Linked DNA regions of Homo sapiens: region 2 is linked to region 1. Evidence: chromatin loops called from intact Hi-C (ENCODE). Cell type or tissue: Caco-2. All regions are shown on one strand.

Region 1 (8,000 bases):
CCTCCTGAACCTGACTTTGTACAACCCTGTGTGCACTAATTTGGGAGGCAGCAACATAAGCATGTGTTGGATCATTACCTGGGGAGCATGACCAGCATTTGAAAGATTAAGCAGATTCCTGTGTACCCGAACAACTATTGCGTTCACCAAAGCCAATCACTTAAAGGAAGCAAGAAGCAAGCTGACTTCTGCTACCCTGGTGTGAACTAAAAGCTTCAGTGTCTGCCCACTGTCTTCTTCGAGTAGCTGATGTTACATTATCCAGAGTCATTTTTTTTTCTTTAGGAGAAACACTTCTGAAATATAGAAGGATGTTATTAATGAACATCCATATTGCTCCTACGTTAACTGAAGCATTTTCACTTCTAATTAAGAAATTACAGTTCTGTATCAATATTTCCCTCTGAACAGGGTCATGAGATGTAATATAGGACACCCAGTTAAATTTGAGTTCCAGAGAAACAACAGATTTTTTTTTTAGTATAAGTATGTCCTGAATGTTATATGGCCCCCACTTATACTCAAAATGTATTCGTTGTTGATCTGAGATTCAAATTTAATGGGAAATCCTGTATTTTTATTTGATAATCTGGCAACTCTCTACCCAAAACACTTCAACCCTGAAGAAAGAAAAGCAAACAGTGTGAAACCTTGTAGATTCAGTAGATACGAAAGCCAAGAGAATGTTGAAGTTTTCCACCGTGATGTCCAAAATAATAAAACAGATAAACTTACTGTGCCAGAATCTGGCTCTCCTCCTCCGTCAGCATCCCTGGAATGCAAGAGAGAAGCTAGGTTTTTGAGACAGCAGATGGAAGGAAGCTGACAATATTCAACATGGCACTGTGTTTTGACAGTTGCTTGCTATGCCTTTTTGTCTGAAAACTCTTTGTGCTTGGCTTTTTAGAAGATGCCTTCATCCGGCAAGGCATATTCATGACACAATTTGTGTTAATTTCCAGAGATCCACCAATCAGAGAATACCTGTCTGTTCCAAAATAAAATATGTTTCTAATTCTCTCATGTCAGGCATCCATTCCCCCACAATACCTCCTCTGATTATTAAAGACATAGATCCTGGTGGATGTCATTTCCCTCTGGGCATTGCCCCACACCCCCACACTGTGCCCTCATCAGCATCCAGGCAATGAAGAATGAGCGTCTTTATCAAAAGACGTATTGTGTTCATGAAGTCAATTCCTATAGAATATAAGGGTGTACTCACGTTTTGTTATGAAAAAAAAGAATGCATATGTGCATAAGAGCAAATTTGGAAGCGTATCTACGAAAATGTTTACAAGGATTATTAACATTAATGATAATGAGATTTATTTCTTCGTGATTATTTATTTAGCCTAGTCATAATTTTAACCCCTGTCAGGTGATTTCTCAGCATGATACATCAATCACTTTAAAGCACAGCGTCTCAGACTCTGCAGTGCACAACTTAGGGAGCTTGTGAAAATGCAGATTCTGGGGCCCACCTCAAAGACTCAGCTTTAGTGAATCTAAGGTGAGGCTCCCTGAATCTGCATTTGTAATCCCCTGCCCTCCCGACTCCTTCTATTTTAACCTAGGAAGTCTTTGGATCATGTTTGAGAAACACTGGCTGGCAGCTTACGAGGATACGAAGACTCAATGTCTATATTCTCTAAAGTGAGAAGAAGGAGATGGGCATCCCAGCTTCAAGTTCTTTCTAATTTAGGTCTTTGTTTCTTCTATTTCCTAGTAATTTGTTTTATTTTTATATTTATTTATTTATTTATTTGAGACAGAGTCTTGCTCTGTTGCCCAGGCTGGCGTGCAGTGGTGCAATCTCGGCTCACTGCAACCTCAGCCTCCTGTGTTCAAGCAATTCTGCCTCAGCCTCCTGAGTAGCTGGCATTACAGGCATGCTCCACCACGCCCACCTAAGTTTTGTATTTTTAGTAGAGACAGGGTTTCACCATGTTGGCCAGGCTGGTCTCAAACTCCTGACCTCAGGTGATTCTCCTGCCTCAGCCTCCCAAAGTGCTAGGATTACAGGCGTGAGCCACCACACCTGGCTGTATTTTATTTTTTGATCTCTAGTTTCACTTGCAACCATAATGGAAAGTCTAATGCTAACATCTGAGATGTTAGATGATTTGTAAAATATTTATGTTTTTATATGTAAATTTCCATACTCAAAAACCCCCTGTACTCCTGCCTCTACTCCCACTGCCCTGGTCCTGCCCTGTGTTACAATAATGTCCTTCCTGTCTGCTCCCACCACCTACCATCTTTGTCCCTAAGAGCCACTGTATATGCTCCAGCCTCTAGTGGGATGAGCTTTTTAAAATGTAAATGGAATTGTGTCTTTCCCCTGCTTTAAAGCCTCCCAGGGGTTTCCCTTAATGGAATAAACACTACACTCCTGACCCTGGTCCGTAAGGCCCCACAGCTCCAGTCTCCCTTCCCCTCACTCTCCTCTCAGGCCTGGCACAGGCCAGCGGTTGTTTGGAACCTGTTTCCTTCTGAGCTTGCCATGTTGGCTCCTTGTTTTGCTTTAGGGTTCAGAGAGGCCTTACTCTGATATCGCCCCATCCTCTCTCCCAGCCCCTTCTGTGTTTCCATGCAGTACTTGATATAATTTGTTATGCTTTATTTATGTTTCTGTTTACTTTTTGTTTTGGTTTTGACCTGTCTCTTTCACTGTAATATAGTTCCTGTCAAGGGCAGGAACCAAGGGTCTAGTTCACTGTTATCAACGCTGTGTCTAACACAATTCCTGGCACATGGTAAATGCTCCATACAACCTTGTTCAGTAGCTGAATGAATGCAGTGGTCCCTGCTATAGTGGTATCCTGGACAGTTGGAGACACCCAGATGCAAATTACCCCCAGATGCCCTGATGGACTCAACAAAGCTCTGAGGGCAGAAGTCACACCTGCATGCCTTCTAGGTCCTCTGAGAGAAGGACAGACAGCCCCCATGGTGGCCAGGGAGAATGTGGGGGAGTGACAGCAGTCTAAACTAAAGGCATTCTCCTTTCATTCCATCTGCTTTCTGATTCTGTGGCACAGACCAGAGATCCAATAGAGCAGTGGCAAGCCGATTCAGTACTGTTCCAGAAGGCCATTGCAGGCCTGGAAGCTTCCACACAGCCTCATGTGGGAGGGATTACCCAACCCCGGTTTCTGATAAAAGAACTATCTCAGCTGTGGATCATCATTTGAATAAAAATCAAATGACTTAGGATCTGTCCAAAATGAAGAATGTTTTAATACTTTGTGTGTAAAAACACTGATATTTTGCTTCTTTTTTATTAAACAGATTTTATTATTTTTCAGAATCTTGTCAGCATAATCATTTTATGGGTGGATGAAATATTCAGCCCTGCTGCTGCAGGAGTTCTTTCACAGCAATTACCTTGTGGCACTTTTGCTGTAATTAGGTTTTCGCCTAGGATTTTTCCCTGGGTCTGGGTAATAAATGAAATATGACCAGAATTTAAATTTGTCAATTACAAGCAAGTGTAGTGCGTAAACACACAACAGAGCCATGAATTCCAAACCACAGGCTGTTGCTGGGGGCCAGATGCTCGGAAAATTAAAATGGAAATAAAACTACTGACTGGAAAACGAAAAGTGGCCCCCAAAGAAAGCAAATCTCCCCTAACACTCATGCGTGATTCTACCCAACTGTGCGAGCTCTTGACTACAAATTCTTAAGCGTGAAACTGGCAACTCAAGAAACAAGCAGGGATTTGCATTAAAACCGTCTACGCAGGGCTCTGATCTCCTGCCTTATGAACTCCTGTTTCTTGAGGCCAGATCAAACAGTTTTTGGACATAGTGGGCCAGGGTTCCATGATGGTGATGTTCTCTCCAAGCTGCTCAAGGACTGCCAGAGATTTGGGCACAGGATCGGCTATCTTTCAGCAGCTGCTGTTTTCGCTGACCTGACTTCAGTAATTGCTCCTATGGGGCCCTCTGCTGGCCATCTTTTGCAGAAAGGGAAATCTTAGGGATCTGCACTGTTGGAGACTTTGACAAATAATGTTTCATTAAAACAACCACCAAACAAAAACACACTTTTTTTTAACTTTCATATATAAGAAGCCCTAGACAAGGGAAAAGGAAGTCACAATTTTATAAACTTCCCAAGTGCCATGCATTTAATATTCATACAACAAACCTTTCTTGAGCATCTGTTGTGTATCAGACACCATGCTAAGTTTGAGGCATGTAGGGGTGAGCCATGGAGCTCATGGTCTGGTGAAGGAGACAGACTGGAATCCACACATCACACAAATGCATATTAAGTGAGGATTCAATTAGAAGCTATCAAGGAAGGAAGGATGTCCCAGTGGGGACGGTGACACGGCTGGGGCAGCTTTCAGGGAGGGCTTCCCTGGAAAGGGAACATTTGGGCTGAGATGAGAAGGAGAAACGAGCATGATAGGCAGAGGGAACAGCATATTTCAGGCCCTCATGTCAGGAGGCATCCTGGCAGATGGGAGAGCTTGAAAGAATGTCAGCAAGGCGGGGATGCAGGGAGTGAGGGGGAACCCAGGGTGAGATGAGGCTGGAGAGGGAGCAGGGGCCAACCATGCTATGCAGAGGGTTACATTCTCTCTCCTGATGCCTGTAGGAAGCCACTGAAGGGTGTTAAGCAGGTGACGAATGGGAGGTAGTGGGTGGTATGCTCATAATTGGAGTTTAAAAAGGTGATCCTGGCTTCACAATGGAGAACAGATTGGACAGGAGGAAAGAATAGATATGAGAAGTCCAGTTGGGAGTGTATTGCAGTCATCCATGGGGAAGATGATGGGGCCTTGTTTAACATGTTGGCAGAAGAGATGGAAATGACATTACAGAAATGTTTAGAAGTAGAATCAGCACAGACTCCGTGATAGGTGACACCTGGTGATGGAAGAATGGGATGCTAAGCATGGCCTATATGATCTCATTTAATTGTGAGAGCCTTGGAAACAATTCATATTCCCATTGTATGCCTGAGGAAATTGAGACTCAGAAAGACTCAGGGTTGGACTCCAGATTACTCAGCTGGGAAATGGCTGGGCCTTATGCCTTATAAACCAAAAAGTATCTGAGACAGATCTCAATCAGTTCAGAGGTTTATTTTGCCAAGGTTGAGAACACAATGGGGAAAAAGAGACACAAGCCACAGTCGGATCTGTGGCCCTATTTCTTCCAAAGAGAATTTTGAGGGCTTTGATATTTAAAGGGGAAAATGGGTAGGATGAGAAAGGGGAAAGAGAAAATAAAGGGAGGATATGGTCACATTCCACACGTTGTAGTGAAAAGGAGGGGGTAGAGGAAATAGTCAATTATATGTTTGTCTCATGCTCAGTAAATCTGCACTTTACATAAGATAAAGTAAACATGGAGTAGAGGAAGCAGTCAATCAAATGCACATTTGTCTTGGGATGGGGAGTGGGGACAATTTCTAGTCTCCTCTTGTCCCATACCCATGAAGATAAGCTGTTGATTTACATTGTCAGGGTGAGGAAGGCCTTCTGTGGAGACATGCAACCTTCTATCTGTAGCTATCAGTTTAGAAACAAAAGCAAAGGCAGGTCTTTTTGTTTTTTGTTTTTGCTTTTGTTTTTTGTTTTTGTTTTTGTTTTGTTCATGACTCAGATTCCAGGATGAGCCCTTTCCCTTTGGCACAGTGAATTTGGGGCCCTGAGATCTTATTTTCCTCTCACAGCCTTCTATTCCTCCATATTGTTTCTAGGGTTGCATAGGACATTTGCTTAGAAACTCCTCTCCCTACATCTTGTTATCTATCCCCTCCATTCTTGAGACTACCTCGAATGGTTTGCCATGTTTGTTTTCCAATCTGCCTCTCCCACTAGACCGAGCTTGTTGAGGCCTGCAGTTGTGTCTAGTTTGCCTCTGTTCTGCAAGTGCTTAGTTCCGTGCCTGGCTCACAATGAGATTACTTGCTGAGTGATTGAGAAACTTTCACCAGTCTCCGAAAGAAGACAGACATTTAGAGGGCAGGGTGGTTTAAATTTTTCTCACTGGCCTAATTCTCTCTTGTACCCAGACCACAGTTTTGGGATTTAGGCCGGAATGCCCAAAAAGGACTTTTAAGAAGGAACTGGAAGTTTCTAGAAACCTAGTGTGGCCAAAACAAAACAAACAAACAAACAAACAAAAAACAGGCTTTAGAATCATGAGGCTCTGGATCTAAATCCTAGCTCCTCAATTAATGAGGTGTGCATCCTCGAGTTACTTATCCTCTGTAACTCTTCAGTGTCCTCATGCATAAAATGAGGATAATTTGAGTAGCTGTATTTAGTTAATAGGGCTGTTGGGAGGATTGCATTTGATCTGTGCAAAGGGCTTGGCACATTAATATATAAATTTCCTGTTTTTGTAGAAAAGAAGGATAAGAATGCTTATGGCTAGCCAAGAAAGTGGATGGGGCTGGGAATTTGTCTCCACTTGACCTTAAAGTTTCCCTCACTTACTGACTCCTCTTCTTGTGGTTTATTCTGGAAGGAGGAAAGAGGAAGTTGGCTCTCTGGGGGTCCTCAACAAGCTGACAGATGTCCCCTAAGGCAGCTTTCAACAGAGAGCTCTTTATTATTATTATTATTATTATTATTCTTTGTGATTTACAGTGTGTGTCTACGAGCCTCTGGGCACAATCATGGAGCAGGAATGGAACTAATAAATTGGATCTGTTTCCAGCTTAATTCATGGCTCTGACAAAATTAGAAATGGAGACAGATGGGAGAGCCTAAACACAAAAAGTGTCCCTAAGCCTAGGTTCTCAGGTGCACGAGACAGCAGGCAGAACACTCTCCGGCTAGAACTGCAGTTGGTGCAAGACAGATCACATAGATGGAGGAGAGGAGACTGTGGACACCCCAGAAAGCCACAAATCTTTCCATTCCAAAACTGTTTGACTTAGGGATCCAGGCCTCTGGGATAATATACGCATGGGTTCAAATCCCAGCTGCACTGCCTATTTCTATAAGCTCGAGCAAGTGGCTGAAGATCACACAGCTGGCTATTGCAGTACTGGCTTCAGATGCAAGTCTGATCCCAAACCTGTGGCTTTTAACCATTATATGTACTATGTTGTTTATGAACATAGTTTGTCATATTATGATTGCACAACTGTGAATTAATTCCTTCAAATCAATACATTGTATTCGGAAGGAACTCAAGAAATACATGCTGAAAGTTTTGCTTAGATTATTTTCCCCCTGAAATTCCCTTGCTCCCTCAATTCCCAACCACAAAACAATTATAATGATCACTGGAAAAAGCATTTTAGAGAAATGCGTCTTAAGATCTTCATGAATTACTAAATTCACAATGTAAAGATAGATATCCTGGCTGTCTCTCAACTCTTATTTTCTTCCAAAGCCATGAGCTCTCTGGGCAAACCCTCATGTCATGTATTAACTGCTGCCTGTTCTTTTCCATTATCCTAGGCCCACTTGTCACAAACTAACAGGATGTTGATTTCCCTAGTGGCTCCATAGGTGCTGCAGGGTCAAGTGGGGGTGAAATGGGAGAGTGGGCAGTGGTGGGGCTCCCTCCCTTCCCCCATCCCAAGGGCAGCAGGATTCAAATTCTCACGTCAGCCAGGTGCCAACTGGCCAGGCCACTCATTAACCTTTGGGGTGCTTTCCCATAGTCAAAGCCAGCACAAAGCCAGCAAATGCCAGGAGCCCGCCACAGTATTGCAAGTCCCCCAAGGGCCATTCCTCCACCAAGGCCAGGCCCCATCCTTGTTGGGTCACAAGCACCCTCTTAACATTTCCAGGCTTATATTTTATCATAGTCAATTTATTATTATTATTATTATTATTATTATTATATATTTTTGCGATGGGGTCTCACTCACACCCAGACTGGAGTGCAGTGGAGTCATCATGGCCCACTGAAGTCTCAGCCTCCTGGGTTCAAGTGATCCTCCCACCTCAGCCTCCCGAGTAACTGGGACCACAGGTGCGCACCACCAAGCCCAGCTAATTTTTTTAGTTTTAA
Region 2 (8,000 bases), 960 kb after region 1:
CGATGCCCCCTGGAGTTGTGTGAGCAGCAATACTGGCAACAATAAGAGCAAAGAGATGGAGCACTTATGAGCTAGGCATTGTCCTAGCCGTTTGACATGTATAACCTTGCCTAGTTCTTAACCCAACCTAAGGAAGAGGACACCCATTTTATAGATTATCCACATACTACAGATAAGGAAATAGAGGCACAGAGAGTTAAAATAACTTCCCCAGAGTCATGTTGCTACTTCTGTCCCCCAAGTGCAGAATAAGCTTCAGTCTGATGCAGAGTGAGAACCCACACTTTTAACCATTATGTTTCATCCACCATACTATTGTTGTGCTTGTTATTCTTATTTTTTTGACTGCCGCTTTCTTGTTTTCGACCCTCCTAGACTATATAAGCGCCTAGATCAGGGTCAGCAGACAGCCATGTCATACATGTATATTTAGGCTCTGGGTCTCTCAGTCTCAGTGGCAGCTACACAACTCTGCCCCTGTCGCGTGAAGGCAGCCATAGACAATGTATAAACGGATCAGTGCGGCTTGGTTCCAAGAAAACTGTATTTATGGATACTGAAATTTGAATTTCATATAATTTTTATGTGTCATGAAATATTATCCTTTTGATTTTTTCCAACCATTTAAAAATATAAAAACCATTCTTGGCTCCCAATCCATATGAAAACAGGCAGTGGGCCGGATCGGGCCTGTGGGCTGTAGTTTGCTGACCCCTGTCTTGGTGTGCGGGGATATGGAGCGTGATGTATTTATTTTAATCTGTGCCTTCTTAGGATTAGACTCGGTCCTGGCACTAAGTTGCCATTCATAAACGCTGATTGAATGAATTACTGTATACTCTTTCAGGTGTGCTGGATGACTTGGGGACACTGCTGCTTTTTGAGGAAAGAGTAAAAATTTTTCTGAGCAAGGGATGAGAATCCAATCTTTGTGGCAATGGCTGAGGAGAGGGCGGGAGCCTCCCTCTTGTGGGTCTTCATGGATGTTTGTAAGAGTAAAGAGAATTTTCATTTTTATGTAAAGTGTAGAGATCTATTTTTCACAAACAGACCTACAGAACGTGATTTGTAATAGGAAACAGATTTCCCTCCCCTTAAGATAAATGGAATGTCCCCACCTCCCAAACTGAGAAGAGAATTGTTTCCTCCTTGCAAAGGAAACAAATTGGATTCTCAAAGGAATAATCAGAAGTTTTAAAAATTGTCATAATAAGCAAGATATGGTTTCATGGATGATGAAAGGATGTTTGTCTTCGTTGGGAGTGGACATGAAGTTTTGGTTGGAGAGGCAGTTGGGCCCTTCTCCCTCCCTAATTCCTGCCCCTTGGCATTTTATCAGTGCCACATGGGAGAAGTGGCTTCTGCCTGAATGGGGTTGGTGGTCCCACTCTGGTCCCACTGTCAGACTGCATTCTCTTCCTTTCCAAATCTTCATCACTCTACTGAAGTAGGTCCCCATTCCTCAGCCAAGCTTCCTGACAGCTGCAGTTCATTTTGATCCATGGGAGAGGGTATTACAGATGGGAGAGTTGCCTGAGCAAAGTCATGGGGCTTGGAATGAGCCTGGTGAGTGCAGAGGATCTGCCTGGCTGTTTGGGGACACATTTCTAGGCAGCTGGGGCATTAGTTTGAGGCCTCTCATGTCAGTAAAGGTGGAGAACCATAGAGAGTGGAGGAGCCCAGTGCTAAGCACCTGGCCAAAGACAGCATCAGCTGTGTCTTGGGCCAAGGCCGGTTGCGTGGAGTCAACAAGAGTTGGTATATAAGTCAGAGTGGTTAAGGAGAGGGAGGACCTGCAGTCATTGGATCCAAAGGGTTTACCTCCCTAGTTCTTCCCTGGGTCCTGGAGACATGAAGGTGAACCCCCACAGCCCTTGCCCTTATTGCTTACAGGCTAATAAAGGAGACAAGCTGGGCACCTTCAAGTCCCTGAGAGTTTAGAGCAAAGAGCAGGGAGCTCAGACCATCCAGGCCTGTCCTCCAGAATCATTACTCCGTGGATAATACTTTGAAGATGTGTGAATTGGGGCAAGTTATTTAACCTCTCTGGACCTCACTTTCCCATAAATACTATTTTTGGCTTTCATAATAACATACGATGATGGTGATAATAAGAGTGTCCCCCTTATAGGATTCCTGTAATATTTCAGGGGAGATGAACAGTGCCTGATATGACATGATAAATCAATACGTGGGAAAACCATTATTAATTGTTATTTTTATAGTTTTCCAGCAGTACAACTTTTTAAAAAATTTATAAAATGCTTTGTCTTGCATTGGCTCACTTGAGCATCTCAAAAACCCTCTGAGGTTCTGCAAGTGCTGCTAACCCATTTTGCAGATAAGGGTGGTTTGCCCAAAACACACGAGTAGTAATGAAACTGGGACTGGAGGCCTGATGCTACAGCTGCTGTCCAGTGTTCCTCAACTCCGTGCCCTGTTGCCTTCTCTCATGGATATGGGGGCTGTGTCTGCTCTGTGGGTGATGCCCAGATGTGTAAGAAAGGTTCTCTGCTTTCAAGGAGTTTATATCTCATTCAAATTGGAAGAGCCTTGATCTGGAAATTGGAGAGTTCCGCCTGCAAGTGAGGGCCACTTCTGCTGTCTCCAGCAAGGAAAGACAGGCAGGAAAATGACTGGGAGTCTTATGTGGTGCCATCAGATGACATTCAGAATTTCCTTGGGTCGAACCTGCAGAGACCTGTCTCTGATTTCCTGCGTGTCACTCGGCAAATTCCCTCCATGTGTGAAATGAGCAATGAAGCTAACTCTCTGGTGCATGGTGTTAGCACCAAGTTGCATCACATTCCCCCCTCCGCCACTCCTCCTTCGCAACAGACCTTAACGTTATTCTGTGATTACTTCGCATCATCCTTCCCAAATGTGCATCAAATTAAAGAGTTATTAGGGCATGGCAGGACATGTTTATGGGGAAGAATTTCCTTTAAAGTCACAGCTCAGCCTGAACTCACTTTATTAGTGTTTATACAAAGTATGTAGCCTGTTCCAATGCAGTCCATGTTTATATTCCTGCAGCAATCATTGCATTCCTTGGGCTGTTCCTTCGTTTTCTTAAAGTGATTACTGCACCTATGTTAAAAGTTAATAGTGTATGTGCTCTGTGACTGGTTGGACTTGGGAGGTGGGCACCATTCAGAAAATGACACTTAACCAAGATGTGTCCTGCAAATAGCCATAGACTTAGAAGTGGTCTTCAGCCCAAGTGGACAGGAAGAAGGTCTCCTTAAGAACAAAGACATGGTGGGCAACCAGGCCCCATATGAGTATTTCCATTGTCACCCACTCCTGTTGCCGATATTTTGTGGCTCAAGCTGGGAATGACCATTTGTGTTGATCTGATCTTTGCCTGTTTCTGTGGTATAATTATTAATGACTTCCCCTTTAACTCACAAAAGTATTCAAGTTTGGATAATCATATGGTCATTCCAATTCTAACTGATACCCAGATTTACTGGTATAAGTGAAGTACATCAACTTTAGATCTCAAGCCATTGTCAATTAAGGGCAAATGTAACTCAGTTAAAACTGTCAATAAAGAGCTCAAGTTAACATCAGTCATTCAACAGATATTGATTTGTGCCTTTCATGTGCCAGGTATTGTGCTGAGCCTTAGGGATTCAAACATAAATCAGATATGGCCCTGGAGCCCAGTAAGTTGGAGCTTATTAGTTTAGCTAAACTTTTTGAGTATGTTACTAAAATTCTCTGACCAGGTCATTTCAATTTCTCTTTCACCCTTTAGGACTCTATATTTACTTGCTGCAAGTTGATTGCTAAATTTTCAGCCACTAATCCTTGTTCATTTGGTACTTCTCAGCTTGTGACCATAGACAGGTGTCTTAATCTCCCTGTGCCTCTATTTGTTCAATCATAAAATGGGACTAATAAGTAGCATCAACCTCATAGGCTGGTTGTGAGGATTAAAAAAGGCCCCAAATGTGAAGTGTTTAGCATAGTCCTTGGCACATGGTAAACACTCATTGTAGATTGGCTCCTGCATAGTAAATAGCAGAAAGTTATTTGGACCTTAATGTTGGTTGGGTGCAGCATTTGTACCTCTATTGACCGGAGTTAAGTGGCCTTCTTAAAAACATTGCTTAAGGTAATATGTGTTAGGATCCAAAGCCAGTGAGAATTATTGTGACCCTAGGGGATCAGTTTATTTTCCTCCTTTTAAAGATGAGGAAGGAAAATTTTACAAAGTCATGCTCTGGATTATCATGGATGAAGATCATGGATGCTTAACTTGGGCCATTCTTTCCTACTATGCCGTATTGCTAGGTGTATCAGTTAGCATAGACAAGGCTAAGCTGCAGCAACAAATAAGCCCAGATATATCAGTAACAAAACAATATAAAGCTGTATTTCTTCCTCTTCCTCCCACCCACCCAGTCCAGTAGAGCTGGTCTGGGTGGTGGTAGGTGGCTTATGATCCATATTGTCACTTAGGAACCCAGGCTGCTTTCCTCTGGGGGACCCCTCCATTTATGACACATGATCTCTACATGCCATGAAGACAAGAAAGGGAAGGAGAGTGTCATGCTTGCAGGATGTTTTATAGCCTTGCCTGGAAATGGCACGTATTATTTCCACCCACATTCCTTTTCTTCAGAAATCAGCCACATGGTCCCACTTAGATTCAAAGGGCACAGGAAATTTAATCTTGTTGTTTGCCTAGGAGGAAAATGGAACAGTTTGGTGAACACAGAGCACTATCCTTGCCATACCGTATTCCCTACATTTCTTGCCACATTTCCAAAGGTTGGCCCCAGTCTCTTCTAGGATTTGTTTCCTGCCTCCCGGTGATTGGAGGAGCCATTTTATCATGTGCTCTCCTATGCAGTGCAGGGAAGTGTTTTGAGAACAGGCCTTGCAAGGAGTTTGGAAGGGTTTGAGATTTCTGGGCATGATAAGGGAAATAAAAGGTGAAACTTTTGGACTGATAGTCGCCACCTGGAGGTTAGTGCTGAGAAAAGAATACGTTGCCTTAAGTCATTACAGGAAGAATTTAGGAAGAATTTTTTATTTCTGAGTGTGTTGGCTGGGTTGTCCTCTGTGTGACAGGAAGGAAGCACTGTCTCTGCAGATGCTTTGATGTGCCTGAAGTGGATGAAGGAGATTTGGGGTGGAGCTGTGGATTTGACCAGGTGCACCTTTGTGTTAGAAGCACGGAGGTCCTGCCAACATCATCATCTTACTTGTGCTCACATTTTGCCTGAATAATAATCAGCCAATTGATGGTTACTTCTTGAGTACTTACTGCATGACCAGCCCTGGGCTAGAATCACTTTATACGTATCATCTCATTTAATTCTTGCAGTATCCTAGGAGGTAGGTACTGTGATTATGGCCATTTAAGATGGAGAAACAGAAGCTTAGGGATGAGTTAAATAACCTGCCTAAAATCATGCTCTATTTGCTAAGATTTGAGCCCAGGCTATCTGATTCTAGGGCCTGCCACCTTAAGCGCTATGTTTGGCAGCAGGGATCTCAAACTCTGATGCGAAAAAAGATTAAGCAGGTAACTTGAGTGAGGGAATTGGATCAGGTGGACTGGTGAATTGCAGGCATGTACCTTATGCAAAGTGGGCAATTGCCTCTTAGTACCAGCTTATGATGGCCACTAAAATCCATTGTTATTTGATGGACTGACCTTTGGAGACAAGCCAGAATTGTAGATTTGTATTTGAAATGCTCCCAAATTGGCAATTAATTTGCATATGTGAAAATCACAGTGAGAACCAGACTACGCAGGTCTGCAGGCCAGAACTCACCGGTGGGCTACCAGTTTGCAAGTTCGTCTCTGCTGTTCCCAGTAAAGAGCTAGTTGTACGTTTTGTTTGTTTGTTTGTTTGTTTGTTTTTGAGCATGGAGCTGAACTGAGCAAAACAGGGGCAGGGAGTCCTCCTGGTGCAAGGGATGAAGGAAAAGAGACCCCATGCCCAATACTCCTCTTTACATGCCCTCACCATGACCACATCCAACCACCCGGGTTGCCCCTCTGTTTGGCCCATTCTTCTCCCTGCAGGTAGCTGTCTGCACAGGGCTGGCTGCAAGCTTTTGCAGGTGTAAAATTATATATGCGAGAGTGTTGCCAAGCCAAAAATTTAGCCCAGAGAGGCTTAGTTCCCAAACAACTGAGGTAGTGTGAAGCCAGTTTTTAAAATCAAATTCAGCTCATTTCTTTCCCAAATGCGTGTATGTTTTTAAACTTGCATGTGGTTATGTAACAGATGAGAACGAAGTGCAAAAATCAGAATAGTTAATAATGCCTCCTGTGGTGTGAGTCTGGAGAGGTAAAGCATGAGATGGGAGCCCTATAAGGGTGGCCCAAAGGGAAACACTGCTCTCCTTGACCTGGTAGGAAGGTGATTTGATGGTTTTCAAACACATGCTGTTTCTCTCTTTCATCAGGGTAGCTGGGTGGGTGGCATTAGGTCCTTTGGACTGGGGAGAGGAGACAGAGGAAGACACCCATTAGGACCGCCTGATGTGAGCAGTTTCAGAGGTCTGCCCTTGGGCTCATCAAAAAGCATCTTCCGGCCAGGCACGGTGGCTCACGCCTGTAATTCCAGCACTTTGAGAGGCTGAGGTGGGTTTGAGGTCAGGAGTTTGAGACCAGCCTGGCCAACATGGTGAAACCCTATCTCTACTAAAATTAGCCAGGCATGGTGGTACATGCATGTAATCCCAGCTACTCGGGAGGCTGAGGCAGGAGAATCCCTTGAACCCAGGAGGTGGAGGTTGCAGTGAGCCGAGATTGCACCACTACACTCCAGACTGGGAGACAGAGCGAGACTCTGTCTCAAAAAACAACCCCCAAAACCAAAAAGCATCTTCCTTTGGCTAAATGGCTAAAATTCCAGAGTCTTGAATGGCTTAAACTCTGCATGGTCACTTTATCTATGGGGAGAGTCTTAGGTTAACTGGACTCCTTTTTTCAGTGGTTTTTTTTGGAAGGTAGGAGGTATATTGAATAATACATGTTTACTCCAGAAAACATTGATAATACTGATAAGCAAAATGTAAAATGTTTAAAAAAAAAAAACCCCGTTTCTCCACCCCGAGAAACCTAGTGTACATTTTTCTGAGTGTCTCCATGAGGCCTTCATCCAAGGTGTCTGGAGGAAGTTGGGGAGTATCCTCTTCAAGGTCCTTTGGGAGACAAGGCAGACACACAGGAAACAGGCAGCAGCAAGGCAACGTGATGAAAGACCAAAATGAGTTGTGCAGAGAGAGGGTAAATGATCCAGAAGTTCAGAAGTTCAGGGAAGGGAGAAGCCAGCACGAGATGGAGCAGCTGGGGGAGGCTGCAGGGGGAGTGTGGGGTGTCTGTGCTATGGCAGCCCTAGCACACAGATACGCCCAGAGAAAGCCTGAACGTTGGGCGTATCTGTATGCTAGGGCTGCTGTAACAATGTACCACAAACTGGGTGCCTTACAACAGCAATCATCCTTTCAGACTTCTGGAGCCTCGCAATCTGAAATTGAGGTGTCATCAGGGCCAGGCTCCTTCTGAAATCTGCAGGGGAGGGCCCTTCCTTGCTCCTTCCTGGCTCCTGGGCTTGCCAGCAGCCCTTGGCATTCCTTGGTTTGTAACTGCATCACTCCAGTCTCTGCCTCTGTTGTCACACGGCACTATACCTGCATGTCTGTCTCGTCGTCTTTTTATTATTTTTCAGAGACAGGGTCTTGCTCTGTCACTCTGGCTGGAGCAGTGCAATCATAGCTCACTGCAGCCTCTGCCCCCCTGGGCTTAAACAATCCTGCCACCTCAGCCTCCTGAGTATCTGGGACTATAGGCAAGTACCACCATGCCTGGCTGGTTTTCTCTTTTGTAGAAATAGGGTCTTGCTATGTTGCCCAGGCTGGTCTCAAACTCCCTTCTGGCCTCAAGTAATCCTTCTGCATCAGCCTCCCAAAGTGCTGGGATTATAGGTGTGAGCCACTTTGCTCAGCCCTGTCTCCTCTTCTAATAA

What was found. Hi-C counts contacts between places; a loop is a spot of excess contacts. Peaks named below come from ENCODE experiments on the same cell type or tissue, not always from the same donor. Only the 100,000 strongest peaks of a DNase experiment are listed, where the experiment ranks them.
Region 2: a loop joins it to region 1, with 7 times the contacts of the local background. A loop is called at or near these places in 2 of 110 quality-filtered maps.

The regions. Positions count from the first base shown.
Region 1 is chr5:170,221,984-170,229,983 of GRCh38, reverse strand. No RefSeq gene overlaps it. Among named protein-coding and RNA genes, the nearest start is that of C5orf58, 7.0 kb to the left of the region's middle. In Caco-2, a CTCF peak has its summit at 3,930 (motif pointing left); a DNase peak (open chromatin) is centred at 3,923; H3K27me3 peaks cover 328 bases.
Region 2 is chr5:169,263,040-169,271,039 of GRCh38, reverse strand. All of the region lies in intron 1 of SLIT3 (slit guidance ligand 3), which reads left to right. MIR585 (microRNA 585) reads left to right here and starts at 7,346; the gene lies at 7,346-7,439. In Caco-2, a CTCF peak has its summit at 4,972 (motif pointing left); no DNase peak of the experiment used is centred here.